3 separate regions of the Homo sapiens genome follow, and regions 2 and 3 are each linked to region 1. Evidence: chromatin loops called from intact Hi-C (ENCODE). Cell type or tissue: Calu3. All regions are shown on one strand. Links, peaks and the distances in the headings refer to the core of each region. The heading gives the core; the rest is flanking DNA. Region 1 overlaps DOCK3 (dedicator of cytokinesis 3). Region 2 overlaps DOCK3 (dedicator of cytokinesis 3). Region 3 overlaps DOCK3 (dedicator of cytokinesis 3).

Evidence for each region. Peaks named below come from ENCODE experiments on the same cell type or tissue, not always from the same donor. Only the 100,000 strongest peaks of a DNase experiment are listed, where the experiment ranks them.
Region 2: a loop joins it to region 1, with 17 times the contacts of the local background. A loop is called at or near these places in 39 of 110 quality-filtered maps.
Region 3: it touches region 1 in a loop (18-fold over the local background); 10 of 110 quality-filtered maps call a loop at or near these places.

Annotation. Positions count from the first base shown.
Region 1 is chr3:51,366,303-51,376,702 of GRCh38, forward strand. It overlaps DOCK3 (dedicator of cytokinesis 3), which reads left to right. Exons shown (of 53, transcript NM_004947.5): 50 at 8,167-8,285; 51 at 9,446-9,533. Among named protein-coding and RNA genes, the nearest start is that of MANF, 14 kb to the right of the region's middle. In Calu3, for the core only: no CTCF peak of the experiment used is centred there; a DNase peak (open chromatin) is centred at 5,849.
Region 2 is chr3:51,095,934-51,106,333 of GRCh38, forward strand. The region is part of intron 9 of DOCK3 (dedicator of cytokinesis 3); the gene reads left to right. Among named protein-coding and RNA genes, the nearest start is that of MANF, 280 kb to the right of the region's middle. In Calu3, for the core only: a CTCF peak has its summit at 4,532 (motif pointing right); a DNase peak (open chromatin) is centred at 4,528.
Region 3 is chr3:51,264,223-51,274,622 of GRCh38, forward strand. It overlaps DOCK3 (dedicator of cytokinesis 3), which reads left to right. Exons shown (of 53, transcript NM_004947.5): 24 at 6,593-6,785. Among named protein-coding and RNA genes, the nearest start is that of MANF, 120 kb to the right of the region's middle. In Calu3, for the core only: no CTCF peak of the experiment used is centred there; no DNase peak of the experiment used is centred there.

The DNA.
Region 1 (10,400 bases), core at 3,404-8,403:
AGTTTGTATTTCTGTGGGATCGGTGGTGATATCCCCTTTATCATTTTTTATTGCATCTATTTGATTCTTCTCTCTTTTCTTCTTTATTAGTCTTGCTAGTGGTCTATCAATTTTGTTTATCTTTTCAAAAAAAACCAGCTCCTGGATTCATTTATTTTTGAAGGGTTTTTTGTATCTCTATCTCCTTCAGTTCTGCTCTGATCTTAGTTATTTCTTGCCTTCTGCTAGCTTTTGAATGTGTTTGCTCTTGCTTCTCTAGTTCTTTTAATTGTGATGTTAGGGTGTCAATTTTAGATCTTTCCTGCTTTCTCTTGTGGGTATTTAGTGCTATAAATTTCCTTCTACACACTGCTTTAAATGTGTCCCAGAGATTCTGGTATGTTGTGTCTTTGTTCTCATTGGTTTCAAAGAATATCTTTATTTCTGCCTTCATTTCGTTATGTACCCAGTAGTCATTCAGGAGCAGGTTGTTCAGTTTCCATGTAGTTGAGTGGTTTTGAGTGAGTTTCTTAATCCTGAGTTCTAGTTTGATTGCACTGTGGTCTGAGGCACCGTTTGTTATAATTTCTTTTCTTTTACATTTCCTGAGGAGTGCTTTACTTCCAATTATGTGGTCAATTTTGGAATAGGTGTGGTGTAGTGCTGAGAAGAATGTATATTCTGTTGATTTGGGGTGGAGAGTTCTGTAGATGTCTATTAGGTCCGTTTGGTGCAGAGCTGAGTTCAATTCCTGGATATTCTTGTTAACTTTCTGTCTCATTGATCTGTCTAGTATTAACAGTGGGCTGTTAAAGTCTCCCATTGTTATTGTGTGGGGGTCTAAGTCTATTTGTAGGTCTCTAAGGACTTGCTTTATGAATCTGGGTGCTCCTGTATTGGATGCATATATATTTAGGATAGTTAGCTCTTCTTGTTGAATTGATCCCTTTACCGTTATGTAATGGCCTTCTTTATCTCTTTTGATCTTTGTTGGTTTAAAGTCTGTTTTATCAGAGACGAGGATTGCAATCCCTGCTTTTTTTTTGTTTTCCATTTGCTTGGTAGATCTTCCTCCATCCCTTTCTTTTGAGCCTATGTGTGTTTCTGCATTTGAGATGGGTCTCCTGAATACAGCACACTGATGGGTCTTGACTCTTTATCCAATTTGCCAGTCTGTGTCTTTTAACTGGAGCAGTTAGCCCATTTACATTTAAGGTTAATATTGTTATGTGTGAATTTGATCCTGTCATTATGATGTTAGCTGGTTATTTTGCTCGTTAGTTGATGCAGTTTCTTTGTAGCGTTGATGGTGTTTACAATTTGGCATGTTTTTGCAGTGGCTGGTACCGGTTGTTCCTTTCCATGTTTAGTGCTTCCTTCAGGAGCTCTTGTAAGGTAGGCCTGGTGGTGACAAAATCTCTCAGCATTTGTTTGTCTGTAAAGGATTTTATTTCTCCTTCACTTATGAAGCTTAGTTTGGCTGGATATGAAATTCTGGGTTAAAAATTCTTTTCTTTAAGAATGTTGAATATTGGCCCCCACTCTCTTCTGGCTTGTAGAGTTTCTGCTGAGAGATCTGCTGTTAGTCTGATGGGCTTCCCTTTGTGGGTAACCTGACCTTTCTCTCTGGTGGCCCTCAACATTTTTTCCTTCGTTTCAACTTTGGTGAATCTGACAATTATGTGTCTTGGAGTTGCTCTTCTTGAGGAATATCTTTGTGGTGTTCTCTGTATTTCCTGAATTTGAATGTTGGCCTGCCTCGGTAGGTTGGGGAAGTTCTCCTGGATAATATCCTGAAGAGTGTTTTCCAATTTGGTTCCATTCTCCCCATCATGAATAGGAACACAACGAGTCTGCAGCTCCCAGTGTGACTGACACAGAAGACAGGTGATTTCTGCATTTCCAACTGAGGTACTGGGTTCATTTCACAGGGGCTTGTCAGACACTGGGTGCAGCCCACGGAGCAGGGCGGGGCATTGCCTCACCCAGGAAATGCAAGGGGTCGGGGAGTTACCTTTCCTAGCAAAGGGAAGCCGTGACAGATGGTACCTGGAAAATCGGGACACTCCCACCCTAATACTGCGCTTTTCCAGTGGCCTTAGCAAAGGGCTCACCAGGAGATTATATCCTGCGCCTGACTCAGGGGATCCCACACCCATGGAGCCTCTCTCACTGCTAGCACAGCAGTCTGAGATTGAACTGCAAGGAGGCAGTGAGGCTGTGGGAGGGGCATCCGCCATTGCTGAGGCTTGAGTAGGTAAACAAAGCGGCTGGGAAGCTCGAACTGGGTGGAGCCCACTGCAGCTCAAGGAGGGCTGCCTGCCTCTGTAGCCTCCACCTCTGGGGGCAGGGCATAGCTGAACAAAAGGCAGCAGAAACTTCTGCAGACTTAAACGTCCCTGTCTGACAGCTTTGAAGAGAGTAGTGGTTCTCCCAGCATGGAGTTTAAGATCTGAGAACGGACAGACTGCCTCCTCAAGTGGGTCCCTGAACCCTCAGGAGCCTAACTGGGAGGCACCTCCCAGTAGGGGGCGACTGACACCTCATATGGCAGGGTGCCCCTCTGAGACAAAGCTTCCAGAGTGAAGGATCAGAAAGCAACATTTGCTGTTCTGCAGCGTCCACTGTTGATACCCAGGCAAACAGGGTCTGGAGTGGACCTCCATCAAACTCCAACAGACCTGCAGCTGAGGGTCCTGACTGTTAGAAGGAAAACTAACAAACAGAAAGGACATGCACACAAAAACCCCATCTGTACGTCACCATTATCAAAGACCAAAGGTAGATAAAACCACAAAGATGGGGAGAAACCAAAGCAGAAAAGCTGAAAATTCTAAAAATCAGAGCACTTCTCCTCCAAAGGAACGCAGCTCCTCGCCAGCAATGGAACAAAGCTGGATGGAGAATGACTTTGACAAGTTGAGAGAAGAAGGCTTCAGATGATCGGTAATGACAAACTTATCCGAGCTAAAGGAGGATGTTTGAACCCATTGCAAAGAAGCTAAAAACCTTGAAAAAAGAGTAGATGAATGGCTAACTAGAATAAACAGTGTAGAGAAGTCCTTAAATGACCTGATGGAGCTGAAAACCATGGCATGAGAGTGACGTGATGCATGCACAAGCTTCAGTAGCCGATTCGATCAACTGGAAGAAAGGGTATCAGTGATTGAAGATCAAATGAATGAAAATGAAGCGAAAAGAGAAGTTTAGAGAAAAAAGAGTAAAAAGAAATGAACAAAGCCCCCAAGAAATATGGGACTATGTGAAAATCTACGTCTGATTGGTGTAATAGCACAAATGTATGACTTGGGAAGTCATTAAGAAAAGAAGCTCTCTAAAGCACACAAACCCATGAAGCCCACAGTAGGAGTGATGGAGAGAAGCCCACAGTAGGAGTGATGGAGAGAAGCCCACAGTAGGAGTGACTGCTGTATGGCACAGTGAAAAGATGCAGTGACCACCTGGGAAAAGCCTTGGCAGATTGTAGAGGGAAGTGGAGTAAGGTTGCAGCAGGCACAGTCAGACTTCACCTGAAGTATTCAGACCAAGCCCTCATTTCCAGGGCAAGGGAATTAAGGCCACCTAGCCAGTTCACAGCCAAGCTAAGTTTGGGGCACAGATCTTTACACTCACCAGCCCTCACTCTCATGCCCATTCCACTGCCCATATTGCCTCCCTAGCATGGACTCTGAGGTCAGAAAAGGGGAGCCAGCATTTGAAAGCAGACATTTCTAGTACTAAATAGGACAAATGAACCAAAAGATCGGTGCATGCTGAAGATTTGTCAGTATGTGAAAGCTGCAGACATAGAGAAGGAGCAGTGATATGTGTTATCAAGAAGGCACACTGAAAGACGGCCTTGGGAATAAAAAGAAAAGAAACCCTGAGCCATGAGTGCCACAGTCAAGGTTGGCATTTATAGTGTCTTCAGGTAAATAGTCCTGAATAGAGCTGCAGAAACAGTTTCTGTAATCCCTTCTGGTTTTGTTTTTTTCCCTAACCTAAAGCGTCTCTAAGATATGTTCTGACATATCTAAGACTTTATCTGGTATTCTTGCTGAGGACAGATCTCTGAATCATGATGATTGATAAACACAGAAGGCAACCAAGGATGGACATTTGAACTCAAATGCACTCTGACATTGGTCAGACACTTCCTCTAGGCTGTTCCAGATACTTAGTGTCCTGAAAAGAAGAAAGAGGAGGAATAAGCAGGCCCTGCTCTTGGGGACCTCACAGGCTGGCGGTTACCACCTTTTCCTTCCAGCCGTTGACTGATTTATTCACTTATCAAGCTTTTACTGAATGCTCAGTGAGGAACCTGCATGGCTCTTGCCACGGGGGCAGGTGGTGCACTATGTCAGTGCTGAATAGAGAGAAATTATCTTCTTGTCTGGAAATAACTCATTTTTACTTCAAATGGCTTGGTTATCTGTTGCTGCATAATAAGCCACCCCCAAAACTTCTTAAAACAATCTATTATCATCTCTTATTCTGTGGGTTTACAGGGCTCACTGAGCAATTCTCACTTGGTGTCAGATGTCACTGGCTGGAATCATCTAAAAGCTCAGGTGGGCTAGATATTCGAGATGGCTCACATACATGGCTGGCAATTGATGCTGGTGGTCAGCTTGGGGTGCGACTGGGGCTGTCAACTTGAGCTCCTACATATGACCTTTCCATGTGACTTAGGCTTCTCACAGCATGGCAGCTGATTTTCCCCAGAGAAAGCATTCCAAGAGACCCAGGAAGAAGCCTCAAGGCTCGTTTTTACCCAGCCTTGGATGTCCCAGGAAGTCCCCACGTTTCTAGTCTCCTCAAGTCACTAATGTCAACCCAGATACCAGAAAGAGGAATGAGATTACACCTCATGTTGTAAGGAATGGTGTGTGTGTTTTGGGACAGAAGGTGTTGATGGTCACCATTTTTGGAGATGAGCTGTCACAATGGCCAAACTCCAGAATATCACACAGAGGAAGGCTGAGAGAAGCCCCTTCCCTTTTGGGGGTAAACATTAAGTGCAAAAATAAACAAAATGGTTAAACAGAACTGGGCCCAAAGAGAACAGTGACAAGATCAGAGGCAGTAAGAAAGAAAGCAAGTCCCTTCTAGACCACAACTTCCATACCATCCATGTGCAGGCTCATCTGGAGAAAGGTGCAGGTCCTACATCTATCAAGCACAGTGTTAGGCCCTGGGAGACAAAATAGAAGGGTCTGTGTGACATGGCATCATAGAGAAAGACTGATACTTTCAAATGTATGTAATAGATGTTGTAGTAGATACACTCTGGGCAAAGAAGGGAGGAAACAGTCCACTCTGTTTGAAGTTTGTGTTTGGTATTACCAGGGAGGGGAAAGCTTTCGTAAAGGTGATCTTGAGGGAAGCCTTTGCATTGGGGTTACTTCCCCCACTCCCAAGAGTGGTCATGAGACCAGTGGTCTTCCTTGCCATACCCATGGACACTGCTGTGATTCCTGTTGCTTTGGAAATGTCTGAGAGGAATGGCCTGCAAGGCCCCTCACACGGATCAGGATATTGAGTATGCAGATGTGGGGTTTTCTTTATGAGCCAGGCTGTGAGCTCCATGAGGTGAGAGACCACGGACAACCTGAGCAAGACAGTATACAAGGTTCCAATCACATGCTTGGTGTGGAATGGGCATTAGATATGGGTTTGATGTTACTGAGTTGGTCTAAAGGTGCTGTGTGTTTTTCGGTGCATACTGAACAGAGAGTAGTCCTGTCTAGAGCTGTGGGCTGCAATGCTCAGGAAGCATTCTGAGAGTTTCTTGCTGGGAAAGCACTGTATCGGTCAATGAGAATAGGTGCTTTTTTCACCTAAACTCTTGTGAGTTGACAGCTCCCCCTGCTGATCAAAAGGCTGATTGGAGCTAGGAAACAGGGATTTTGAATAATCCTTAAGTAATTCGTTGACACTGGGGTTTACTAGACTACAACTCACATAATTCAGAAGTCCCATGAACACAGAAACCCTTGTGTTGTTCAAATGTTTTCATGAAAAGTAACCATCACCTTCTCCTACCATGGGATTGGCTGCCCAGGGCAGAGGGCAGGGGGAGGGAAGTGAAGTGGTAGAGTTAAAAATTTTAGTGGTGGCACAGAGCACCCCTTTGTGGCCACCATAGCCCAGAGAGACCACCATAACATGAGTCTGAATCTTCAGCAGAGCCCCTGAGCCCTGGCTACAGCCTTCAGGCTGCTATATCTCCATCCTAACCCCCTCACACGGATCAGGATATTGAGTATGCAGATGTGGGGTTTTCTTTATGAGCCAGGCTGTGAGCTCCACGAGGTGAGAGACCACGGACAACCTGAGCAAGACAGTATACCAGGTTCCAATCACATGCTTGGTGTGGAATGGGCATTAGATATGGGTTTGATGTTACTGAGTTGGTCTAAAGGTGCTGTGTGTTTTCCGGTGCATACTGAACAGAGAGTAGTCCTGTCTAGAGCTGTGGGCTGCAATGCTCAGGAAGCATTCTGAGAGTTTCTTGCTGGGAAAGCACTATATTGGTCAGTGAGAATAGGTGCTTTTTTCATTTCTCTTTACATAGCCATCTTCTTGAGGTTGCCTAAGAGTACAGGTTCTAAAAGAGAACATAGAAACCAGTAAAATCACAAAATAGCAATTCAGGTCGAGTTTTAAAAATCATATTTTAGTCATTCTCTTACAAGTGAAAGGACATTTTTTAATGACTGGGTCTTAAAGCCAGCCCTGAGGTTCTACAAACAGGATCACTCAGACCAACTGTGGAAAAAGTTACATTACTGGTATTTATTACGCTGACTTCTTCAAAGTATTTTAGCCTCATCTTCTTGGACTGAAATGAATACAAGAGGAATTTCTCAAGGACTCCTTTGGCAAGCTGGCTGAAGAAGACGTATTTTTAGCTGTGTCCTGACAGTGCTGGCACTGCACACTCAAAGGAAAGCCCCAGAGACCCTGAGTTCCAGAGACACAGAGCCTCTAGGAGCTGCAGATTGACCCCAGCTGCAGATTCAGCTGGAGCCCATGGGTTGGTCTAAACTACCCAACTTCACTCAGAGGACACCCCAGAGAGGGGTTTCAACCAATAGAGCCAGGCAGAGGCTTGAGATCCAGGTGATCCTCCTGTGAGGGCTCCGATTCCCCCAGTGGTTTCTCATGGATATGCTGGTATCTGGTACAATGAGCACATTTGGAGGGCCTTCCAAATTACCCATTCCCCCAGGAAAGCCAGCAAGTTACTCTTATTGCTTCTGTGGAAGATCTTCTTAAGGACCATGGGTTGACAAGTTCCTGGACCTACGGCTATGGTCTGAATCCATGGGGACAGAGTCACACCACATGTGGCATGGTGTGGCCTCCATAACAGTCCCTCAGACTAGGGGAAATCACTGCAGAGGCCTCACAGGAGTAGAACATGAATCAAGTCAACTAAAGAGCCTGAGTTAAAGCCCCATAATTTCCACATTAGTTCCATGAACCCTGAGTTCACGGAAGGGCAAGTGTCACAGAGCAAAACCCCGGAGAGCAACCTGTGTGCAGAGCCCTGGCCCCCAGCCAGCCTGGCTCTAGGGCTGCAGTAGGACTGGCAGGAAGGCAGAGGCCAGGTGCTGGGACCTAGAATCTGGAAGGGAGAAGCCTCTGAGAAAAGTCGGTAGGGAGCCAGGTGAGAACAGGGCCAGTGGTGTCAGGAGAAGGTAAGTGCGTAAAGACACAGTATGTCAAGTAATAACAGTGTGGCTATGTTATCTGAGTGTCTCTGTCTCTGTGTGAGTGTCTCCATTGCAAGCTGGCCTGTTCCCATGCCTGGACCCCAGGAGAGCCCAGCATACAGGCCACACCCATTTCCTGATAGTGCTTGATGCAGGGAGCCCCTAGCCACCCTGCTCCAGTTCTTAACTCTCCTCACCCTCTGCTTCTGAGCATGGTGGGGACTCTGTCAGCGGATCTGCATCTCACCAGCCTGCTGTATGTCAGCCTTGGCTGGGACATGAGGTGCAGCCACTGCCACCATCTAACAACCAGACTCTGCTTCATTCCTCCTGTGCTTGCTGAGTTCATCCTCACCCTAACTGTAAGGGACACCTACCCTGGTTCCCTAGTCCTGAGGATGCTTGACTGCTGGACCCTCCATCTGTGGCTTGTCATCTGTGCTTGATTGTTCTCACTTGGTTACAGGCTCTCCCTCTCTGCCAGATAAGTACCGCCATGCCCGTGAAATGATGTTGTTGCTGCCCACATACCGGGACCGCCCAAGCAGTGCCATGTATCCAGCAGCCATCCTGGAGAACGGACAGGTAATAGACCCACCACACTGACTGTCCTCTGCTGCAAGTGTGTTAGCCTGTGCTTCCCTCCTTGCATTTGCGGGGCCTTCTGCATTGTCCTACATGGCTCTCTCATTCCGCTGTAAGATCCCGCAAAAGGCCGCTGGGCTTCTGGATGTGGAGTGCAGTGAACCTGAGGACCAGCAATCCAGACAGAGTGTAGGCGTGAGTAGAATGGTGGCAGGAACCACCATTGGAACCAGCATTGCTCATGTAGCTATCTGTCCTTCCCGCCAGATCCTGGACTCGTCATCCCTAAACAGTCTAGCAAAGGTAATTGGTTCTTTGCAGCCTGTTCTGAGAAGGCAGTGGTGGACACATTGGTCTGGAAGATGTTCTTCCTCCCTATTTGTGGGGCATCCTCACTGGAACAAACTCTGCCTCTTTTATTCATCCATCCAACTGAAGTCCCTCACTACCTGCTGGGGCTGTTCTACATGCCATTTGCACAGCTCTCCAAATGCTCTGCCTGGGGACCTTGAACAAGAAGCTGTAGGGATTAACTCCCTCCCTTGGGCAGTCTGTCCCTGCCCTTCTATCAGGGTCCATAAAAGTCACCTCTCAGTGACCATTACCTAGCCTCAGAATGCCAGGAGTTTCTTAGTGGTACCTCCCTGTGCCTGATTGGCTCTGCCAGGTAGAGGGATGAGATCTGCTTGGCAGCTGCCCATTAAAACAGCAAGTCCTGTCTGTGACTCTAGGCTTGATACTGTCCTTTCCTCTGCCTTCAGTGCTAGCATGGGCCTGTGCAGGGCCTCTCCAGGAGGCTAAACCTGTCAGTGCTCATGGGGAAGTGGGGATCTCTCTAGCCAGACAAAAGGATGCAAACAGATGCTCCCAGGTAGCTATGTTCTGTTTCTTGGGCCCTACATAAGACAGCTGGGTCCTAGCCAGATACTGGAGGATGGTATTGCAAATATTGTGTATAGAAGCACTGAGAACCAGACACCCTGGACAGTCTTTCCTAGGGCTGGCCTGGGGGTCTCAGTATATCTCAAGTGTGAGCTGTGCCACTGCTTTGTTTTCCCCGTCTGATCTTGTAGTGTCCTGTCTCTCGTCGCCCACAACACTGCCTCCCAAGATATAATTGGTTGTTTTCACTCTCTGTAATGTTTATCTCCTTCCTTCAGCCGCCGAATTTCCAGCGAGCCCTGTTCCAGCAAGTGGTCGGAGCCTGCAAACCCTGCAGTGATCCCAATCTGTCTGTGGCTGAAAAAGGTATTGTTGCCCAGGTGGCCTTCCCCCCATGTCTGTCCCCATCCTGAGTGTCTGACTCTTGTCCCTGAGTACCAGCTGGCCAGGGCTAAGCCATACTTCAACACTCAGGTCTGTCCGTCTGTCCAGAATTCTGACCAGTTCTTGTGCTCACTATTTAACCCATGTCTGACTTGATGCTAAGGTTTATATCCTGTATCCCTCCTTCCTCAGGGCCTACCCTCAGAGGTCCCAACTGCCTCCTGCCCTGAGCCCACCTTTATGGAAACTTGGGCTTCTGTGTGCAAACTGTAGAAAACTACTTCCCTAGACTCCTCCCAGCCACCCCCAGAATTCAGCAGGCCTTGTGGCCCCTTTGGTCCCTCTCAGCTTGGGCCCTCAGGGATCTTTCCTTGGAGCTCAGAACAGGCCGTGGCCAAACAAGCCCCAAGAGGAAGGGGAAAGACATGCTATTTCCCAAAGACAGGCTTCTCCAAGTGAAGCCCAGGGTGCCCCAAAGGAGTCCGGTCCTTCTGTAGCCACTCTGGCCAGCAGCTGCTGTGAATCCATCTTTTATTGCAAGGCCACCAACCATACTGTGAGACTGAGCAATCCTCCTTAGACCTGTGGCTGTTTAGAGAGTGGGCATTTTACCCTGTGTTCTGCTTCTGCAAGCCGATGGAAGAAGCAGACTCAGACCTCAGACACGGAGATCTGAGTTAATTTTAACAGAGAGTAATACTAAGTGCTGAGCCTTCCTGCCACCCAGAACCTGGCCTCATATCCGCCCCTCTCCTCACAGGTTCTCTGCCTAGCTGCTCCATCTATTGGAGTTTAGGGCACACTCAGTTCCCACCAATACAACCTGTCATCCCCTATTCCATCAGAACA
Region 2 (10,400 bases), core at 1,885-6,884, 270 kb before region 1:
ACTATTGGCCCCCACGCTCTCTGGCTTGTAAAGCTTCTGCAGAGAGATCCACTGTTAGTCTGATGGGCTTCCCTTTGTGGGTAACCCGACCTTTTCCTCTGGTTGCCTTTAACATTTTTTTCTTCATCTCAACCTTGGTGAATCTGACGATTATGTGTCTTGGGGTTGCTCTTGTGTCTTGGGGTTGCTCTTCTCAAGGAGTATCTTTGTGGTGTTCTCTATATTTCCTGAATTTGAATGTTGGCCTTTCTTACTAGGTTGGGGAAGTTCTCCTGCATAATATCCTGAAGAGTGTTTTCCAACTTGGTTCCATTCTCCCCGTCACTTTCAGGTACACCAATCAAACATAGGTTTGGTTTTTTCACATAGTCCCATATTTCTTGGAGGCTTTTGTTCATTCCTTTTCTTTTCTTTTTTTTTTCTCTAATCTTTTCTTCACACTTTATTTCATTAAGTTGATCTTCAGTCTCTGATATCCTTTCTTCCACTTGATCAATTCGGCTATTGATACTTGTGTATGCTTCACGAAGTGAAGCTGTGCTGTGTTTTTCTGCCCCATCAGGTCATTTATGTTCTTCTCTAAACTGGTTATTGTAGTTAGCAATTCCTCTAATCTTTTTCAAGGTTCTTAGCTTCCTTGCATTGGGTTAGAACATGCTCCTTTAGCTTGGAGGAGTTTGTTATTACCCACCTTCTGAAGCCTACTTCTGTCAATTCACCAAACTCATTCTCTATCCAGTTTTGTTGCCTTGCTGGTGAGGAGTTGTGATCCTTTGGAGAAGAGGCGTTCCGGTTTTTGGAATTTTCAGCCTTTTTGCACTGGGTTTTCCTCATCTTCGTGGATTTATCTACCTTTGATCTTTGATGTTGGTGACCTCCGGATAGGGTTTCTGTGTGGACATCCTTTTTGTTGACGTTGATGCTATTTCTTTCTGTTTGTTAGCTTTCCAGGTCTGCTGGAGTTTGCAGGAGGTCCTTTCTAGACCCTGTTTGCCTGGGTATCACCAGCGGAAGCTGCAGAACAGCAATGTTCCTTCCTCTGGAAGCTTCGTCCCAGAGGGGCACCCACCAGATGCCAGCCAGAGCTCTCCTGTATGAGGTGTCTGTCGACCCCTGCTGGGAGGTGTCTCCCAGTCAGGAGGCACAGGGATCAGGGACCCACTTGAGGAGACAGTCTGTCCCTCAGCAGAGCTCAAGCGCTGTGTTGGGAGATCCGTTGCTGTCTTCAGATTCACAGGCAGGAGCATTTAAGTCTGCTGAAGCTGTGCCCACAGCCACCCCTTCCCCCAGGTGCTCTGTCCCAGGGAGATGGGAGTTTGTTCTGTAAGGCCCTGACTGGGGTTGCTGAGTTTCTTTCATAGATGCCCTTCCCAGAGTGGAGGAATCTAGAGAGGCAGTCTGGCTACAGAGGCTTTGAGGAGCGCAGTGGGCTCCACCCAGTTCGAACTTCCAGGTGGCTTTGTTTACATTGTGACAGGAAAACTGTCTACTCAAGCCTCAGTAATGGTGGCTGGCCCTCCCCTTACCAAGCTCCAGCATCCCAGGTTGAATTCAGAGTGCTCTGCTGGTAGCGAGAATTTCAAGTCTGTGAATCTTAGCTTCCAGGGCTCCATGGGGGTGGGATCTGCTGAGCTAGACCACTTGGCTCCCTGGCTTCAGTCCCCTTTCCAGGAGAGTGAACGGTTCTGTCTCACCTCACTGGCGCTCCAGGCGCCACTGGGGTATGAAAATAAAACTCCTGCAGCTAGCTTGGTGTCTGCCCAAACGGCCGCCTAGTTTTGTGCTTGAAATCCAGGGCCCTGGTGGCGTAGGCACCTGAGGGAATCTCCTGGTCTATGAGTTGCGAAGACCGTGGGGAAAGCGTAGTATCTGGGCCAGAGTGCACTGTCCCTCATGGCACAGTCCCTCACGGCTTTCCTTGGCTAGGGGAGGGAGTTCCCTGACTCCTTGTGCTTCCCTGGTGAGCCAATGCCCAACCCTGCTTCAGCTCACCCTCCATGGGCTATACCCACTGTCTAACCAGCCCCAATGAGATGAGCTGGGTACCTCAATTGGAAATGCAGAAATCATCTGCCTTCTGCGTTGATCTCGCTGGGAGCTGCAGACCAGATCTGTTCCTATTTGACCATCTTGCCAGCCACCGATCGGAGTTTTGCTCTTTTGCCCAGACTGGAGTGCAGTGATGCGATCTCAGCTCACTGTAACATCCGCCTTCCGGTTTCAAGCTGTTCTCCTGCCTCAGCCTCCCGAGCAGCTGGGATTACAGGTGCCCACCACCATGCCCATCTAATTTTTGTATTTTTATTAGAAATGGGGTTTCACCATGTTTGCCAGGCTAATCTTGAACTCCTGACCTCGTGATCTGCCTGCCTTGGCCTCCCAAAATGTTGGGATTACAGGTGTGAGCCACTGTGCCTGGCCCAAAGTCCCATTCTTACTCTCTTGGAGTTTTTTCAGCATTCAGGATACCTTGCATAAACTAAACTTTTTCTTGAAAATCAGTTGCTTCTATAATTGAAATAGAGGGCTCTCCCTGAGAGTCAAGCATTCTACCCAAATGAGATAATCTGCCTCTGTGAAAATCTTAGGGGACCCTGGAGATAAATTTTATTTTAAAATGATGGGCGAGCACTTTTTTATTAAAGCAAACAATTTTGTTTCCCTCTGCAAAAGAGGTTATGTATGTAATGCAGCTAGAGCTTATCTGCAGGATTTAGGCAGTCCACTAATAGACCTGCAATTTAGTCTTGGTCCTTCGACCCTAGGCCCCATCGTATAGTCTAGCCTGTCTTAACTTGGTCCAGGACATAGACTCCAGCTCACTAACCAACATTTTCGCAAAGATTTTCTGTGAGTTCCAGCAGAAATAAGAGAGGAGCTGGTACCTTGTCTCTGGTAACTGTTAACATCACTTTCTTTTTCTACCCTGCTCTCTGGTCTGTCATTGTCAGTATACTTAAATTCCCTAAAAATTACGAGGGGCTAGAGAAATTAATAGTATTCTCTCTTTTTCTTTCTCTTTCTCACACATCCACAAAGAAAGCTAATGATTTCTGTGCCCTATGGATGAGGAGGCCAACAAATGGATGTTTAAGTGAAACTTTATAATCCTGTTGCCCTGCTAAGTTTTTCATCAGTATATTTTGTTGCATAACTCAAAACTGAAAATATAGACAGAATGAATTCAAATAGGGTTTAAAGCTAAATATATTTCATACTAGTGGTCAGACTGTCTTGACATGCTTCTACATATATGCCCAACACATCAGCTCTTACTCGGAAGCATTAAAGTGAAAGTCTTTTGAGAGATAGACACAGTGAAACTTTTACTTTAGATATATACTTTGGCCTGTGGTTAAACCTGCCTTTTTCATCTGAAAATAAGATCAGAAACTGCTGTTCTGTATATGCCATCCTTCATTATGTTCTGAGTCTAACTGTTAGGCTGTGGAAAATTTTTAATGTATCATCCTACAGAGTCTGGATAACAACAGTGAAAGAAAAGATCAGGTTCTTTAGAAAGTTTCACATTGTTTACAAGAAATTTGACTTCTTCTCTGCCTAAAAATACGTAGGACAAAGTAGAGCAGAATGACTGATGCGTCTCACATATCAAAAAAATCCTCTGTGAGGAGAGGAATGTGGAGAATTAAGTGAGATCAGAGGTAGAAGTTACAGTGTTTGGTAAAGTCATTTATTTATGCACCAAATGTTTATTTTTACACCTGCTATGTGCTTGTGCTGTTATAGGCTCTAGTAATATGGCAGTGGATAAAACACACAAAAATCCATGTTCTCATGAAGCTTACATAGTAGGGACAGACAGTAAATAGAAATAAGTAAATTGTATCATATTTGAAGGGATAAGTGTTATGGAATAGAAAAAGTAAAGCATAAGGGAGATTTGCTGTGCTAAATAAGATTGTCAGGGTAGGCCTTACTGAGAAGGTACACCTACTGTGGGGCTACCTTCCAGGGAAGAGACTTAATTTGTCCCATCCTCTCATCCTTTGATCTCTAAATGATTTCTAAATTAATGAGGTGGAGCCAAGGGATCAAATTACTGGCAGCCATGTCACCCTTATTTACTTAAGGATAAATAAAAAAAACTAGATAAAGAAAGAAAGAAAGCCTTTACAGTGACCAGATGACAGACGATGGTGGCTTGGATTCTGGCTATCTTCTAAAGGTAAAGCTGTGCTTATTTTGTTTCTGGTATGGTGGAGTAAGCCCCTGACAGTCTGGCCCTCCTACAGTTAACACTGAGCAAAATCCAAAAACTACCTGACGGTGCTGCCAAATGAATAAAGCAGGCAGATATTGTAAGGCAGTAAAAAGTTGGAGAAAAAGATCAACATGAGGTGAATTTTCTGTTTTTTGTGGTTTTGATCTGAAAGTGAGCTGTAGTCCTAGCATAGTATAGAGTGTCTGAAACTCCATTAGAAAGCCTGCCATATTTTTAGCCTGAGGAACCAAGAGATGGAACCTGGGGCAAGTATGGCCACCAGAGGGAGTTCTGGAGAGAAGAGAGCAGGAAATGGGAATCTCAAATTCTATGTATGAGCTCTACCCATGTCACTGGCTCACCTCTGAACCATGCGTATCCAAGGCAGACGCAAAGCAGCTAGCAACAAAGGCTAAAAGAAAACTGTGATTTGACCCACCACAGGAGAAATGGAGATTATAGATTAAGTCTAATCAAGTTAATTCACCATTAAAACAAAAATACTAATTCTCTTCAGAATATAGCAGAATTCAGATTCTCTACAATGTAACATTTACAAGGTCCAGGATAAAATCCAAAGTTATGGGATAACCAGAAAAATTAGTTACTTCAACAAAGCAATAGCTAAATTTAATTTATCTTTTTTTTTTTTTTGAGATAGGATCTTGCCCTGTTGCTCAGGCTGGAGTACAATGGCACAATCATGGCTCACTGCAGCCTCAGTTTCCTGGGCTCAAGTGATTCTCCTGCCTCAGCCTGCTGAATAGCTTGGACTACAGGTGCACGCCACCACGCCTGGCTAATTAAAAAAAAATTTTTTTTTTTTTGTAGAGATGACATCTTGCTATGTTGCCCAGACTGATCTCGAACTCTTGGCCTCAAGCGATTCTCCCACCTCTGCCTCCCAAAATGCTGGGATTATGGGCATGAGCTACCATGCTCGGCTTAGTCTTTCTTTTTTTTTTTTTTTTTTGAGACGGAGTCTCACTCTGTCGCCCAGGCCGGACTGCGGACTGCAGTGGCGCAATCTCGGCTCACTGCAAGCTCCGCTTCCCGGGTTCACGCCATTCTCCTGCCTCAGCCTCCCGAGTAGCTGGGACTACAGGCGCCCGCCACCGCGCCCGGCTAATTTTTTGTATTTTTAGTAGAGACAGGGTTTCACCTTGTTAGCCAGGATGGTCTCGATCTCCTGACCTCATGATCCACCTGCCTCGGCCTCCCAAAGTTCTGGGATTACAGGCGTGAGCCACCGCGCCCGGCCTCGGCTTAGTCTTTCTTAGAAAATTGCAAGGCGGTAGAGATCATCAGGATGCTGAAAAGGAAAATAGATAACTTGTGGTAGAATGATACTCCATTGTGAACAAAGTGGTGGTAAACTTTTGAAGATGTTTTTCAACTTACAGTGAAAACTAGAAAATAGCCATAATATGTACACACTAATTCCTCCCTCTGTTCCTTTTCCTTAGAATATTACTAATGTAAGCAAAAATGTTACAGAGCCTGCTATGAGCTGGTAACATTTATCAAATGAACAAATGACTTATTATAAACTCTCAAGATGGAGTTCCAGCATTAAATCTATAGTTGCAAAAAAGGCTTCGTGTAGAATCCAGCTGAATTCAGATTAAGGCATTCTAGGCTTTCTCCCATTTCTACTCCTGCCTCAAAGCCAGGCTCACAGAAAGCATGATTTAAACAGACAGTCACTTCCCCTCTGATCCCAGCATCCACTTGGCTAAATCTCACATTTGCAAAGTACCACTAAAGCTTTTCCAGAGTTGGGGATAAAGGAAAATATGAAGGAATCAAAGAAAATACAAGCTTGAAGTTTGTTACCTTTCTTGAACTTCTTTTAAAAAGTTTTGTTGTCATTAAAATATATTTAGCTGGGGAAATTTTAACTAATTTGTGTTTATCTGAAAACGTGGTACTTGGAGAAACAGCTCAACTGTAAGGCCTGTGGCTGGTGTCTTTGGAGTTACAATCATTGAGGGTCTCTGGACACAGACTTCTAGTGACCGGAGGTGTTTCTGTCAGAGCCAGAGCATTTATTCATAAACTGAGGATTATTTTCTCTACTTTTACATTTACAAAGCAATGTAAAATATCTGCCTGGCTGTAGATCAGGATTTATTAAAGATCATCTCAAGACAGAGCAAGATTTTAAAAACTGGATATTTTAATCTTCACATGGAAGTGAAGAACACAAGGTACTGGATTCTGTCAGCAAATCAATCAGTATGTCAGGATTTGTATTTTGAGGAATGTGCTAAATGGTGTTTAAAAACAAAGTCTGGATCAGTATATCAGGGTTTATATTTTGAGGAATGTGCTAAATGATGTTTAAAAACAAAGTCTGGAGACTCATGAGAGAGAATGGAAAATTGAGTGACATATATGTATACTTGCTGTCCATGGAGTAAGCTGTGTGGCTGTTGTTAGGGTAACTAGAAATCAGCTACAAAAGAACAGAAGAAATAGTGTTGTAGAAATAGCACAAACAAAAGGAAGCCCTGAGACGAGATGGCTCCTTTGCAGTGCATGGGAACCAGGAGTCCAATAATTATGACTCATTAGAAAAGGTTAAATGGTATGAGAGAAAAATAGAAATTTAGAATTTCAAATATAAAATATATACAATTATGAGTTTTTAAAAATCAGTTCTTGGTTAGAAAAGGGAAAATATTTTGTTGATGTGTAAACTTCTAATGGCATCTAGAGATATGGCTGCTGGTTTCTGAGAAGGAATGCTCCAAATATGTTTCCCTCTGAGCACATTTAGAACAGAGACTCCCTTGGAAATAGATTCTGCCAGTTGTTTACCTTGAACTCAATTGTCATTAAAACTACTATTCCCCTCCCACTGCAGGAAAGCCACAATACACTTTATATGGACTCTTCAAATCAAAATTGTAAAACTCTTTATTAAATGTCTACCTGCTTGTTGCTATTAAGTTTTGAACCTAAATATATAAAACGATATCTTTTTCTTTCAAGGGGCTCTAATGGAAAATATAAATATTTCAGCACCCCAAGACATAGAATGGAGAGAAATATATAGCAGATGTACTAAACCAATGGTGGTGCAGGCCCAAGAGCTGTGCTACAATGAGAGCCTGTGCTACAATGAGACTACAGAGCAAAGTAGGTGACATGCTCATGCACAAAAAAGGGAATAGAACAGAAGAGATAAATTCTAGCATCTCAAAAAGTGAAAGCAAAGCTAGTTTATAAATGGCACAGGAAAATGAGCCTTATTGTCGTCCTGTTTATTCAACAAAAATCATTTTACCTTTCTTGATTATCTACCTTTACCAAACTTAGCCCTGAATTACTTTCTGTCATTTCTAATAAATCTACCCTCAAAAAATTGATAAGCTACTCCCAAGATACTTAAGCCATGTGCAATAGTCTCATAGAAGGTTCAAAACAATTCTCCAAATGCTTAAAGCAGGTTGACTCTATTTAGTGCCTACAATGTGCCAGGTCCTATTCTAAGTCCCAGATATCAGTGAAAACTAGTAAAATACCTCTGCCTTCAAGGACTTAATATAAATCTATTGCCTTATGTGTACAAAGGAAGGATACATTTCTTTGGCCAAGTTGGACTCTGTGAGCTTCCTGAGCTATGTTTGTGCTCAAGGAGAAAAAAAACTGGGAGGATATTCACTTATCCAACTACACAATGGGATGAGCCCTGTTCTAATGTCCTGGGGATATACTAGGGAGCTAGACAGCAATATTTCTACCCATAATGGGGGATGAGGGAGAAGCAGACAAAAAACAGGATGAGTAAGTAAAATATGCGACATGTTCAATTATTTATATACAGATATTATATGTATTAGAAAAATAAAGCAGAGAAGGGAGCTAGAACATGGGATAGGGGAAATTTTTGATAGGATAAATGAGGAGGGAGTTTTACTCAGAGGATGACAATTGAGTAAAGACCTAAAAGAATTGGGGCAACAATCAGGTGAATATTTTGGAAAAGAAGTTTCCATGTACAGGGAACCACAGCAACTTCAGAAGCTCTCAGGCAGAAGCATGAGCCTGAGGACAGCAAGGATACCAGTGTCATTGGAACAAAACGAACAAGGACATAGGACAAAGTAGACCGTGAAGTCAGAGAAACAAATGTCTGGCCTTGGCGAGGGAGTGGTAGAGAACTGTGGGGTTTTGAAGGCTATTGTAAATGCTTTGGATTTTACTTTAAGTGAAATGGGGACCATTGAAGGTTTCTGAGGGGAAGAGGGACATGTTCTGACTTGGGTTTTAACCTGTTCACTGTAGTAGCCATGTTGACAGTGAATTGTGGGAAATGCAGGCAAAAACAAGACCAGTTGGGAGACTTAATATAATAATATCAGGAGAGATTGGGTTTGGACCAGTGGCAGCAGTAAAATGGCTTTATATGAAAATGTTAACAGTGATTATGATTGCCTCTGAGTGAACAATTTTAGTGGGATTGTGGACAATTATAGCTTTCTGCTTTTGCTTTTAAGTAATTCCCAGATTTACTTTAGTAAACACTTATAATCTGAGAAAAATATATAAACAACAATGAAGAGTTGCTCAGGGTATTGTCAGAACGTCTAGGAGGATTTCCCATTACTTTTTTAATTTTTAAAATGTTTTTAATATTTTTGAGACAGGGTCTTGCTCTGTCTCCCAGGCTGGAGTGAAGTGGTAGAATCACAGCTCATTGCAGCGTTAACCTCCTAGGCTCAAGTAATCCTCCAACCCCAGCCTCCTGAGTAGCGGGACTACGGGTGTACACCACCGCACCTAGCTAATGAGAATTTCCCATTTATTCCTGAGGGTTAGGAAAAGTTTTCTGGAAGAGATAATGGGAAAGCATGAGTACTCCTACTAATCTTTGCAGTGAGGGGCAGAAGGTATTCCAAGCAAAGGAGAGAGTGTGAATAAAGACTTGGGAAATAAGCAGTGGCAGGAAGCACCACAAGCATTTGATGTTGTTATAGTATGAATGGTGAAATCAGAGATGAGGGAAAAGAGTGTTCTGTGCCAACTAAGGGTCTTGGGCCTTATGTATAAAGAAGATGATAAAGAACATGATTGAATTTTAAGGAGGGGCCTGGCATAGTCATCTTTAAATATCAAATCATCCCTCCAATGGTGAGGATCTCATAGTGCACAGATAATGTGCAGAGGTTGGGTCTGAAGTTTAAATAGTTTCTAATAAAGTTAAGCATATGCCTACTCTGTTTCAGCAGTTCTGCTCCTAGGTGTATACCCAAGAGAAACAAGACATGTGCCCATAAAAAAGACAAACAAGAATGTTCATTGAAGCTTTGTTCATCATAGCCAAAAATTGGAAACAAATCACATATCAACAGGAGAATTGATAAATAATTGTATCTATATACATACATTGTATCTATATATAATGGAATACTACTTAACCATAAAGAATGAAGTATTGATACAGCAACATGAATGAATCTTGAAAGCATTATGTTGTGTGAAAGAAGCCAGACACAGACTCCTGCTCCAAGATGGCCAATTAGATGGAGCCAGAAGAACATTTCCCACTGACATCCCGACATTGGGAAGATGGTTGCACTCCTAGCACATCTTCAGAGGGAAGACATTGCAAGCAAATGGAGGGAAGACATAGAGGCTGGATTGAAGGGGGAAGAAGCTGGGAATTCTGCATGGGGCTACCATGCACCAGGATTCATTCCTGACCTTCAGCAACTCCTGCAGAGGGGGTGAGTTGAACAGACAAGGAACAATCTGCTCTTGCCACAGGCCCCACAAATCCTGGCAGGGAGAGATCCCTCAACCACCACAGACACTTATGTTGACAGGGAAAGCTGCTTAGAGAAGTAGTAGGGGCAGAACTCTGGTCAGGGTGGAGCCCAGAGGGTTTGGTGTGGGAGCATCTGTAGTGGAGCATGGCCAGAGATGCCTCTCCCGCTAGGCTTCACTTGCTCCAATAGGAGACTTTAGCCCCTAGAGGAACTGTCTGACCTGAACTCTGCAAGGTGATCTGGCCCATGAGATAGAGCCGGGTCAGACCTGAGCACCCCTCAGTTGGCTAGCCTCTCCCAGGGCCCCAGCCTGGCTGTGCCTGCATCAGTGCAGCCCTCAGGTAATTTGTGGGTACCCACATCATAGCTCCTGCACTGGCAGGCCACGCTTGGTCGGC
Region 3 (10,400 bases), core at 2,309-7,308, 100 kb before region 1:
TACAATCAAATTAGAACTCAGGATTAAGAAACTCACTCAAAACCACACAACTACATGGAAACTGAACAACCTGCTCCTGAATGACTACTGGGTACATAACGAAATTAAGGCAGAGGTTCTTTGAAACCAATGAGAACAAAGACACAACATACCAGAACCTCTGGGACACAGCTAAAGCAGTGTTTAGAGAGAAATTTATAGCACTAAATGCCCACAGGAGAAAGCGGGAAATATCTAAAATTGACACCCAAACATCACAGTTAAAAGAACTAGAGAAGCAAGAGCATACAAATTCAAAAGCTAACAGAAGACAAGAAATAACTAGCCGGGCTTGGTGGCTCACACCTGTAATCCCAGCACTTTGGGAGGCTGAGGCGGGCAGATCATGAGGTCAGGAGATCAAGACCATCCTGGCCAACACGGTGAAACCCCGTCTCTACTAAAAATACAAAAAATTAGCCGGGCATGGTGGCGGTTACGTGTAGTCCCAGCTACTAGGGAGGCTGAGGCAGGAGAATGGCCTGAACCTGGGAGGCGGGGCTTGCAGTGAGCCAAGATCGCGCCACCACACTCCAGCCTGGGTGACAGAGCGAGACTCAGTCTCAAAAAATAAATAAATAAATAAATAAATAAATAACTTAGATCAGAACAGAGACACAAAGAATCCTTGAAAAAATTAATTAATCTGGAAGCTGGTTTTTTGAAAAGATTAACAAAATAGATAGACTGCTAGCCAGACTAATGAAGAAAAGAGAGAAGAATCAAATAGACACAACAAAAAATGTGATAAAGGGGCAATCACCACTGATCCCACAGAAATAGAAACTACCATCAGAGAATACTATAAACACCTCTGTGCAAATAAACTAGAAACTCTGGAAGAAATTTATAAATTCCTGGACACATGCGCCATCCCAAGACTAAACCAGGAAGAAGTTGAACCCCTGAATAGACCAATAATAAGATCTGAAATTGAGGTAGAAATTAGCAGCGTACAACCAAAAAAATCCCAGGACCAGACGGATTCACAGCCAAATTCTACCAGAGGTACAAAGAAGAGGTGATACCATTCCTTCTGAAACTATTCCAAACAATAGAAAAAGAGGGACTCCTCCCGAACTCATTTTATGAATCCAGCATCATCCTGATACCAAACCTGGCAGGGACACAACAAAAACAGAAAATTTCAGGCCACTATCCCTGATGAACATTGATGCGAAAATCCTCAATAAAATACTGGCAAACCGAATCCAGCAGCACATCAAAAAGCTTATCCACCACAATCAAGTCAGCTTCATCCCTGGGATGTAAGGCTGGTTCAACCTACACAAAAAAATAAATGTAATCCATCACATAAACAGAACCAATGACAAAAACTACTTTATTATCTCAATAGATGCAGAAAAGGCCTTCAATAAAATTCAACATCACTTCATGCTAAAAACTCTCAATAAACTAGGTATTGATGGGACGTATCTCAAAGTAATAAGAGCTATTTATGACAAACCCACAGCCAATATACTGAATGGGTAAAAGCTGGAAATGTTCCCTTTGAAAACCAGCACAAGACAAGGATGCCCTCTCTCACACTCCTATTCAACATAGTATTGGAAGTTCTGGCCAGGGCAGTCAGGCAAGAGAAAAAAATAAAGGGCATTCAAATAGGAAGAGAGGAAGTGAAATTGTCTCTGTTTACAGATGACATGATTATATATTTAGAAAACCCCATTGTCTCAGCCCCAAATCTCCTTAAGCTGATAAGCAACTTCAGCAAAGTCTCAGGATACAAAAAGCATTCCTATACACCAATAATAGACAAACAGAGAGCCAAATCATGAGTGAACGCCCCTTTACAATTGCTACAAAGATAATAAAATACCTAGGAATACAACTTAGAAGGGATATGAAGGAACTCTTGAAGGAGAACTACAAACCACTGCTCAAGGAAATAAGAGAGGACACAGACAAATGGAAAAACATCCCATGCTCATGGATAGGAAGAATCAATATCGTGAAAATGGCCATACTGCCCAAAGTAATTTATAGAGTCAATGCCATCCCCATCAAGCTACCACTGACTTTCTTCACAGAATTAGAAAAAACTACTTTAAAGTTCATATGGAACCAAAAAAGAGCCCGCATTGCCAAGTCAATCCTAAGCCAAAGGAACAAAGCTGGAGGCATTATACTACCTGACTTCAAACTATACTACAAGGCTACAGTAACCAAAACAGTATGGTACTGGTACCAAAACAGATATATAGACGAATGGAACAGAACAGAGGCCTCAGAAATAACACCACACATCTACAATCATCTGATCTTTGACAAACCTGACAAAAGAAGCAATGGGGAAAGGATTCCCTATTTAATAAATGGTGTTGGCAAACTGGCTAGCCATATGCAGAAAATTGAAACTGGACCCCTTCCTTACACCTTATACAAAAATTAACTCAAGATGTATTAAAGACTTAAACATAAGACCTAAAACCATAACAACCCTACAAGAAAATCTAGGCAATACCATTCAGGACATAGGCATAGGCAAAGATTTCATGACTAAAACACCAAAAGCAGTGGCATCAAAAGCCAAAATTGACAAATGGAATCTGATTAAACTAAAGAGCTTCTGCACAGCAAAAGAAGCTATCATCAGAGTGAACAGGCAAGCTATAGAATAGGAGAAAATTTTTGCCATCTATCCATCTGACAAACGGCTAATATCCAAAATCTACAAAGAACTTAAACAAATTTACAAGAAAAAACCATCAAAAAGTGGGCGAAGGATATGAACAGACACTTCTCAAAAGAAGACATTTATGCAGCCAACCAACATATGAAAAAAAGCTCATCATCACTGGTCATTAGAGAAATGCAAATCAAAACCACAATGAGATACCATCTCACACTAGTTAGAATGGCGATCATTAAAAAGTTAGGATACAACAGATGCTGGAGAGGATGTGGAGAAATAGGAATGCTTTTACACTGTTGGTGGAAGTGTAAATTAGTTCAACCATTGTGGAAGACAGTGTGGTGATTCCTCAAGGATCTAGAACTAGAAATACATGTGACCCAGCGATCCCATTTCTGGCTATAAACCCAAGGGATTATAAATCATTCTACTATAAAGACACATGCGCACGTATGGTTTTTTTCTTTCTTTTTTTTTTTTTTTTGAGATGGAGTTTCACTCTTGTTGCCCAAGCTGGAGTGCAATGGAGCGATCCCAGCTCACTGCGACCTCCACCTCCCGTGTTCAAGTGATTCTCCTGCCTCAGCCTCCTGACTAGCTGGGATTACAGGCGCATGCCACCATGTTCAGCTAATTTTTTCATTTTTTATTAGAAATGGGGTTTCATCCTGTTTGCCAGGCTAGTCTCGAACTCCTGACCTCAGGTGATCCACCTGCCCCAGCCTCCCAAAGTGCTGGGATTACACGCATGAGCCACCGCGCCCAGCCACACACATACGTTTATTGCAGCACTGTTGACAATAGCAAAGATTTGGAACCAACCCAAATGCCCATCAGTCATAGACTAGATAAAGAAAATGTGGCACATATACACCATGGAATACTATGCAGCCATAAAAAAGGATGAGTTTATGTCCTTTGCAGGGACATGGATGAAGCTGGAAACCATCATTCTCAGTCAACTAACACAGGAACAGAAAACCAAACACCACATGTTCTCATTCATAAGTGGGAGGTAAACAATGAGAACACATGGACACAGGGAGGGGAACATTACACACCTGGGCCTGTTGGGGGTCGGGGGACTAGGGGAGGGATAGCATTAGGAGAAATACCTAATGTAGATGATGGGTTGATGGGTGCAGCACACCACCATGGCACGTGTATACTTATGTAACAAACCTGCACATTCTGCACATGTATCCCAGAGCTTAAAGTATAATAAATAATTAAAACTTCAAAAAAAGATTAGATTAGATTCAATATTAGAAATATCAGTATGGGAAGAAAATTTGCTTTCTTATATTAAAACTACCTGACCAATCACCTGAGCCCAAGAAGTTAAGGCTACAGTGAGCTGTGATTGCACCACTGCACTCCAGCCTGGGCAACAGAGTGAAACTCTGTCTCAAAAACAAACAAAACTGCCTGGCCAGCTAATCTGTTACCTTTCCACACAGCCTTACCCTAGAACAAATCAAGAATTCATTACCCCAGTCAAAAGGGAGATATTTTTCCTTACAAATGAATGTCAGAATTTTTATGTAATAGTGTATAGTTCTTCAACTTTTTGAAGCTAAATATTACACCAAAACCTGTCAGCAAAGATCAGACAGCCTCTCTCATGTCCAGTCATTCAGTCACTGCCAGGTATATTGTTAGCCCAAGTATATATTTAAACTCTGCCTCATTTAAGATTAAAATAGTCTACTTTTTTGTTTTCCGCTTGCCTCTGTGTTGCCTCTTGATACCAGTTGCCTATAGGTTTCTCAGCCCAGAGGACAGGTGATCAACTGGGAGTACCTTAAGGCTTCCTTGACTCTGTAAGGGAGTGGACTCTATAAGGGAGTCTATAAGGAACTCTATAAGGGAGTACCTGAAGGCTTCCAGGTGCTTCTGTAAGAAAGACACCTGTGATCTCCCCTTCTAAGTACCTTAAGCTGCTCATCTTCCTTTTTGATTCCCCTCCCACAGCCAAAATATGGAGAGATTAGAGGTAGCTAGCAAAGCAATGCAGATATGCTTTCTGGGAACTTTGTAACACAATAATGCCCTGTACTGAGTGGCACACTCCTACTACATCAAGATAAATAGCTTAGATCTGGTCTCGGCTAAGACCTGTGTGAGAATCAGACCTTCTTCTTTGGTGCAAGGCTCATGTTTCCTGAGTTTCACAACTCTCTCTCTCTCTCTCTCTCACTGTCTCTCTCTCTCTCTCTCTATATATATATATTTATTTATACGTATAATAATATACATATAATAATATACATATATATGCATATATATACATAATATATATATGTATATTATTCAGTTAGACTTTATATCTTTGATTATGACCACTAGAAGATGTCAGGGTGTGAGAGTCCTTCTGTCCTGGTGTCTAAGTACAGGATATTTTACCATTTAAGAGAGCAAATGAGTTACTGTTTGTTATTGATTATAAAGCACCTACTTTACCACTGCTTTGTCTTTTATATCTAAGCTGCCAATGATATGTTTTGTTCTGATTCTAATTACTGCAAAACAATCTCCTTGATATTCCAGGGAGTTATAAATCTGCAGATAGAATTCATATAAGTTCTCCAATTGGGCCTGGCCTGAATAAAGACCACAGCACAAGCCTGTTTTCCATGGCATAAATTTTCACTCACTCTAAGCCAGTGTCTGTTGCCTGATGGAGCAGTCAAGAAAACAGCCTTCCCTCCCCAGCCTGCCATTTGGGAAGGGTGCATTCTCACCTTTTTGTCTCAAGATGGCACTCCATTTCTCTTTGTAAATCCTGAGTTAATGGCATAAGGGGACTGAGAAGTGAAAAGTCTTCATGCTGCTTCCACTTAGACAAGAGAAAATAATAAGAACCAGCATGTATCAAAGGCCTATTGTGTTCCAGGCACTCTACTAGAAACTTTATGTAAAAATTTCCCTCATACCAGTATCAAGACATAAGTAATAGCATCATCCCCATTTTATAGATGGGGAAACAGAGAATTAGGCAGTAACTTGCCAAAGTTTGTGTGTCAGGTAAGCGGTAAAGCTTGGATTTGAACTCGTGTCTAATTCCAAAACCCATTCTCTTTTTCCTATAGTGCTCTGCCTCCCAAAGGCTGTGGAACTGTTCTATTATCAGATTGTTCTCAAGAAACTACCTTATGGTCTGCCAGAGCTTACATCCTAGAAGAAAAGCCTAACATGCACACTCCCACTCCCCTTGCTTGGGTGTTTAGGTGGCTGAACTCTAAGCCCACGTCAACAGTCCTCAAGAGTTTATGGCTAACTAAATACACACATTTCCCATCCTCTTGAATTTACTCTTGAGACTACCAGGCATCACTTATGAAGAAAATAATTTATGAAGTCTTCATATTTCATGGTTGCAAATGAGAATCTCTATTCTGGGGAAATGGTACAGCTCTCAGAACTGGATCACTGGCTGCAGGGCTGTGAGCAGAGTTCAGCTGGTGCTGCTTGAAGGAACTCAGCTCTCTCTGCCATACTTTCTTGAGTTTGGAACCAAAATTGGAAAGTTAAGAACTTGATCATAGAGACAAACAAAAATCTAAATCCATTTTATGAACAAAAACAACTGTGGATCTTAAGCCACATTGAGCAGATTTTTCTTTATACCCCATTCTCTTGCCAGCAAATGCTATATGCAAGTTATGAAAGCCTCCAATTGCCTGGATCCCAGTAAATTATCTTGTTTTGGTTTCCTTTTTGGTTTTTCTTGCTCCATGCCTGAGTGCTGTAGTCAGTGGCCAGGGAGGAGCCCACCGAAGGCAGAGATGCTACAGTGCCTTCTCAGCCTCTCACCACCTTGTATCATTGTCTGAGCATGAAAGATAGACACACACCCTAACTCTGTGCTAACCACAGCTTCATTTGCTTCTGCAGGCTGCACTCCTCAATTCTTTCCCAACCATCTTTGATGAGCTTCTGCAAATGTTCACCGTGCAAGAGGTGGCAGAGTTTGTGAGAGGGACACTGGGGAGCATGCCCAGCACTGTGCACATTGGGCAGTCAATGGACGTGGTCAAGCTGCAGTCCATTGCCAGGACAGTGGATAGCCGCCTGTTTTCTTTCTCAGGTAAATCAAGTTGGGATGAGAGTCCTCCTTCCTTCCAGGGGTGTCCTCCTTCCTTCCAGGGGTGATAGCAAAGTGATAATCAAAGGATCAGTTTCCTCAACGATTATGCAAGAAACCAGTAACCCTTAAGATACAGAATTTTTTGATAAACTATAATAGAGAATGCAGCCAAGACCTAGGCCTACTGCCTTACTCACAGTTTATTCCTAGGAATCCACACATAGGGGCATGTCACTGGGGTGGTGCTGAGTCCATTCAGGCTACTGTAACAGAATACCATAGACTGGGTGGCATGTAAACAGCAAACTTTCTCATAGTTCTGGAGGTTAGGAAGTCTAAGATCAAAGCACCAGTAGATTCAATGTCTGGTGAGGCCCACTTCCTGGTTCATAGACAGCTGTCTTCTCTCTGTGTTCTCACATAGCAGAAGGGGCAAGGCAGCTCTCTGGGGTCTTTTTTTTTAAAAGGTCGCTAATCTTGTTCATGAGGGCCCTGCCTCCAGGCCCACAGCTTCCAAGAACAGAGCCTGCTATACCCTCAGGAAAGGAAGGAGAGGAAAAGAGAAGGGACTATCTCAAGGAAATAAGGATAAGCCAAGAAAATAAAAGAGGCCCTACAGATCACTTGAGGTCAGGAGTTCAAGACTAGCCTGGCAAACAGGGTGAAACCCTATCTCTACTGAAAATACAAAAAATTAGCTAGGCATGGTGGCAGGCACCTGTAATCCCAGCTACTCAGGAGTCTGAGGCAGGAGAATTGCTCGAACCCAGGAGGCGGAGGTGGCAGTAAGCCAAGATCACGCCATTGTACTCAAGCCTGAGCAACAGAGCGAGACTGTCTCAGGAAAAAAAAAAAAAAAAAAAGGCCCTGAAAGGGGCCCTGAGGACCCTGTGCTTTCTTGTTTCCTTGCCATACCATTCGATACCTTTCCAGTCTTTGGAGAACCAACAAGGATTAGAGAGAGAAATGGACAGGGAGCTCTTTATGCTCCCCAAGGGGTCAGGACAATCTAATATACTAGCAGCCTAGTCTGTCTTTCACAAAGAACTTCTGGTTTTATTCCTGAAGACACATCATATGTGATCAAGTTCTGCCTTGCAGGGACAACCAAATGCTCAATGGCCATATATTAAGATCAATATGAGCCTGATTCTTTAAGAATAATATCACTGTGCTAGGATAAACTTCTGAGGCACAGAAATAAATCTGAAACACCAGCAAAACAATTATTAGAATTTTTATAATTTTTGGTGGTTAATTTTTTAGGTTTGACTTTTTTTTTTTTTTGAGACGGAGTCTCGCTCTGTTGCCCAGGCTAGAGTCCAGTGGCATGATCTCAGCTCACCGCAGCCTCCGCCTCCCAGGTTGAAATGATTCTCCTGCCTCAGCCTCCCAAGTAGTTGGGACTACAGGCATGCACCACCATGCCTGGCTAATTTTTTTTTTTTTTTTTGTATTTTTAGTAGAGACGGGGTTTCACCATATTGGCCAGGCTGGTCTCGAATTCCTGACCTCATGATCCACCCGCCTCAGCCTCCCAAAGTGCTGGGATTACAGGTGTGAGACACCGCGCCCGGCCAGGTTTGACTTTTAATGTGTAAGAACAAAAATTTCTCAGCCCACTGCTACACACATTTGTAATACTAAATAGATGTTCCCTTTGACTTAGCTCTGCCAGCGTATGATATTGCTAGTAGTAGTAAAGCTGCCACCAAGAAAGTCATCTTTTTTCCACCAGGAACTGTTTATGCTGGTAAACAGTTCTCTCTTCTCCAGCTCCTATACTGAAGATTTTATTAATGGTTTGGGGCACACTGTCACTGAAGGCCACTGTACACACTTGAGCTTTGTGCACTGCTTAAAGAAAATGCTTTTGGCCGGGCACGGTGGCTCACGCCTGTAATCCCAGCACTTTGGGAGGCCAAGGTGTGTGGATCATGACATCAGGAGATCGAGACATCCTGGCTAACATGGTGAAACCCTGTCTCTACTAAAAATACAAAATTTAGCCAGGCATGGTGGTGGGCGCCTGTAGTCCCAGCTACTCAGGAAGCTGAGGCAGGAGAATGGCGTGAACCCAGGAGGCAGAATTTGCAGTGAGCCGAGATCACGCCACCGCACTCCAGCCTGGGCGACAGAGTGAGACTCTGTCTCAAAAAAAAAAAAAAAAGAAAGAAAATGCTTTCAAAATATATGGGAAGGGGAACAGCAGACTGCTCTCACTGACATACTTTATTTCTAATATCTCTGCATGTACTTGCTGCTTCACACAAACACTTCAGAAAAATTTTCTTAATATTTATGTGGCCCTGGACTATGTAATTGGATTTTAGATGACAAACAGCACCAAAATTTCATTTGCATCTCACTTTCATTGAATGCCTGAGTTGCAGCATCTTCCCTGAAGCAAAAGGTTCTTTACCAGTGATGTCCTTTAACCAGCACTGGTATTCTCAAAGTATAAGTTTGGTCTCTTCTTCAGCAGGTTCTAGTAACTAACCACTGTTTTTTTCTGTAAGCAGCTATTGGTTGTTACAAAAACTAAGTATGTTGGTATTTTCATCTACATAGTGCAGTATCAACTTTTTTTATTCAAGCAGCCTTTTAAATCTAGACTAGCTAGTATTCTATTCTGTTTGAACATATTCTAAGCATTTGACAAGGCAGTGCCCAAATCTCTTATATGTCATGTACTTTGTCTTTGACTGAAAAAGATTTGCTGTCTGAATTTCATATGGAACTCTTAACAAAGGACAGATATGAACGATAAATCTAAAATGCCATGGCTTGTTTGTGTTACTGATAATCTGACTAAATCATGCTAGCCAGATATGATGGGACCTGCAGAGTCACACAATCACTGACCACGTAGGAATACAGGGTGCCAGAAACGCATTCACACTTGTATTTCACATGTCTCCTAACCTTCCTTGTGAAGTAAATGTATTATAGAAGAGGCCCTTACACCCCATTCTACAGATGAGGAAAATAAAGCTCGTGAGAGGAGTCAACTTGCCTGAGGTCTCAGAACGGGTTAATAAGGGAGCTTGAAGTAGGACAGCCTTCCTGAATTTAGGATTGTAAATATAGTCAGCTCCTGATGAAAGTGCTATTCGGTAACACTGGGAGAAATCATTTGAAGTGTTCAGTAGGATTGGTGATAAATGTTGGCTAATTATCAAAGTCTTGTGACAAGACAAAGGTCATGCTTCAATTGTGTTCATTGCTGTATACACACTGAGCAGCAATCTAACAAGCCTGTGGGGGAAAGGGAGCAGGCCTGTTGGCTGTGGCAAGGTAAACACTCACAGGGGTGGAAGTGTCAGACTACCTATCTAGCCAGGGCATAAAGAGGGACAATCTATAATCCATTTCAAGCCTGTGAGTTCAGTCAGCGTAGTTCATACTAAGTATACCATTTAAATGGAATTTTCACTGTAAACTGTGCTTCTAATTTGGAGTCTAATCATTAAAGAGATTTCATTTGGGACCAGGTGTGGTGGCTCACACCTGTAATCTTAGCATTTGGGGAGGACAAGGAGGGAGGATCGCTTGAGCCCAGGAGTTCAAGACTAGCTGGGCAGCATAGTGAGACCTCATCTCTACAAAAAATTA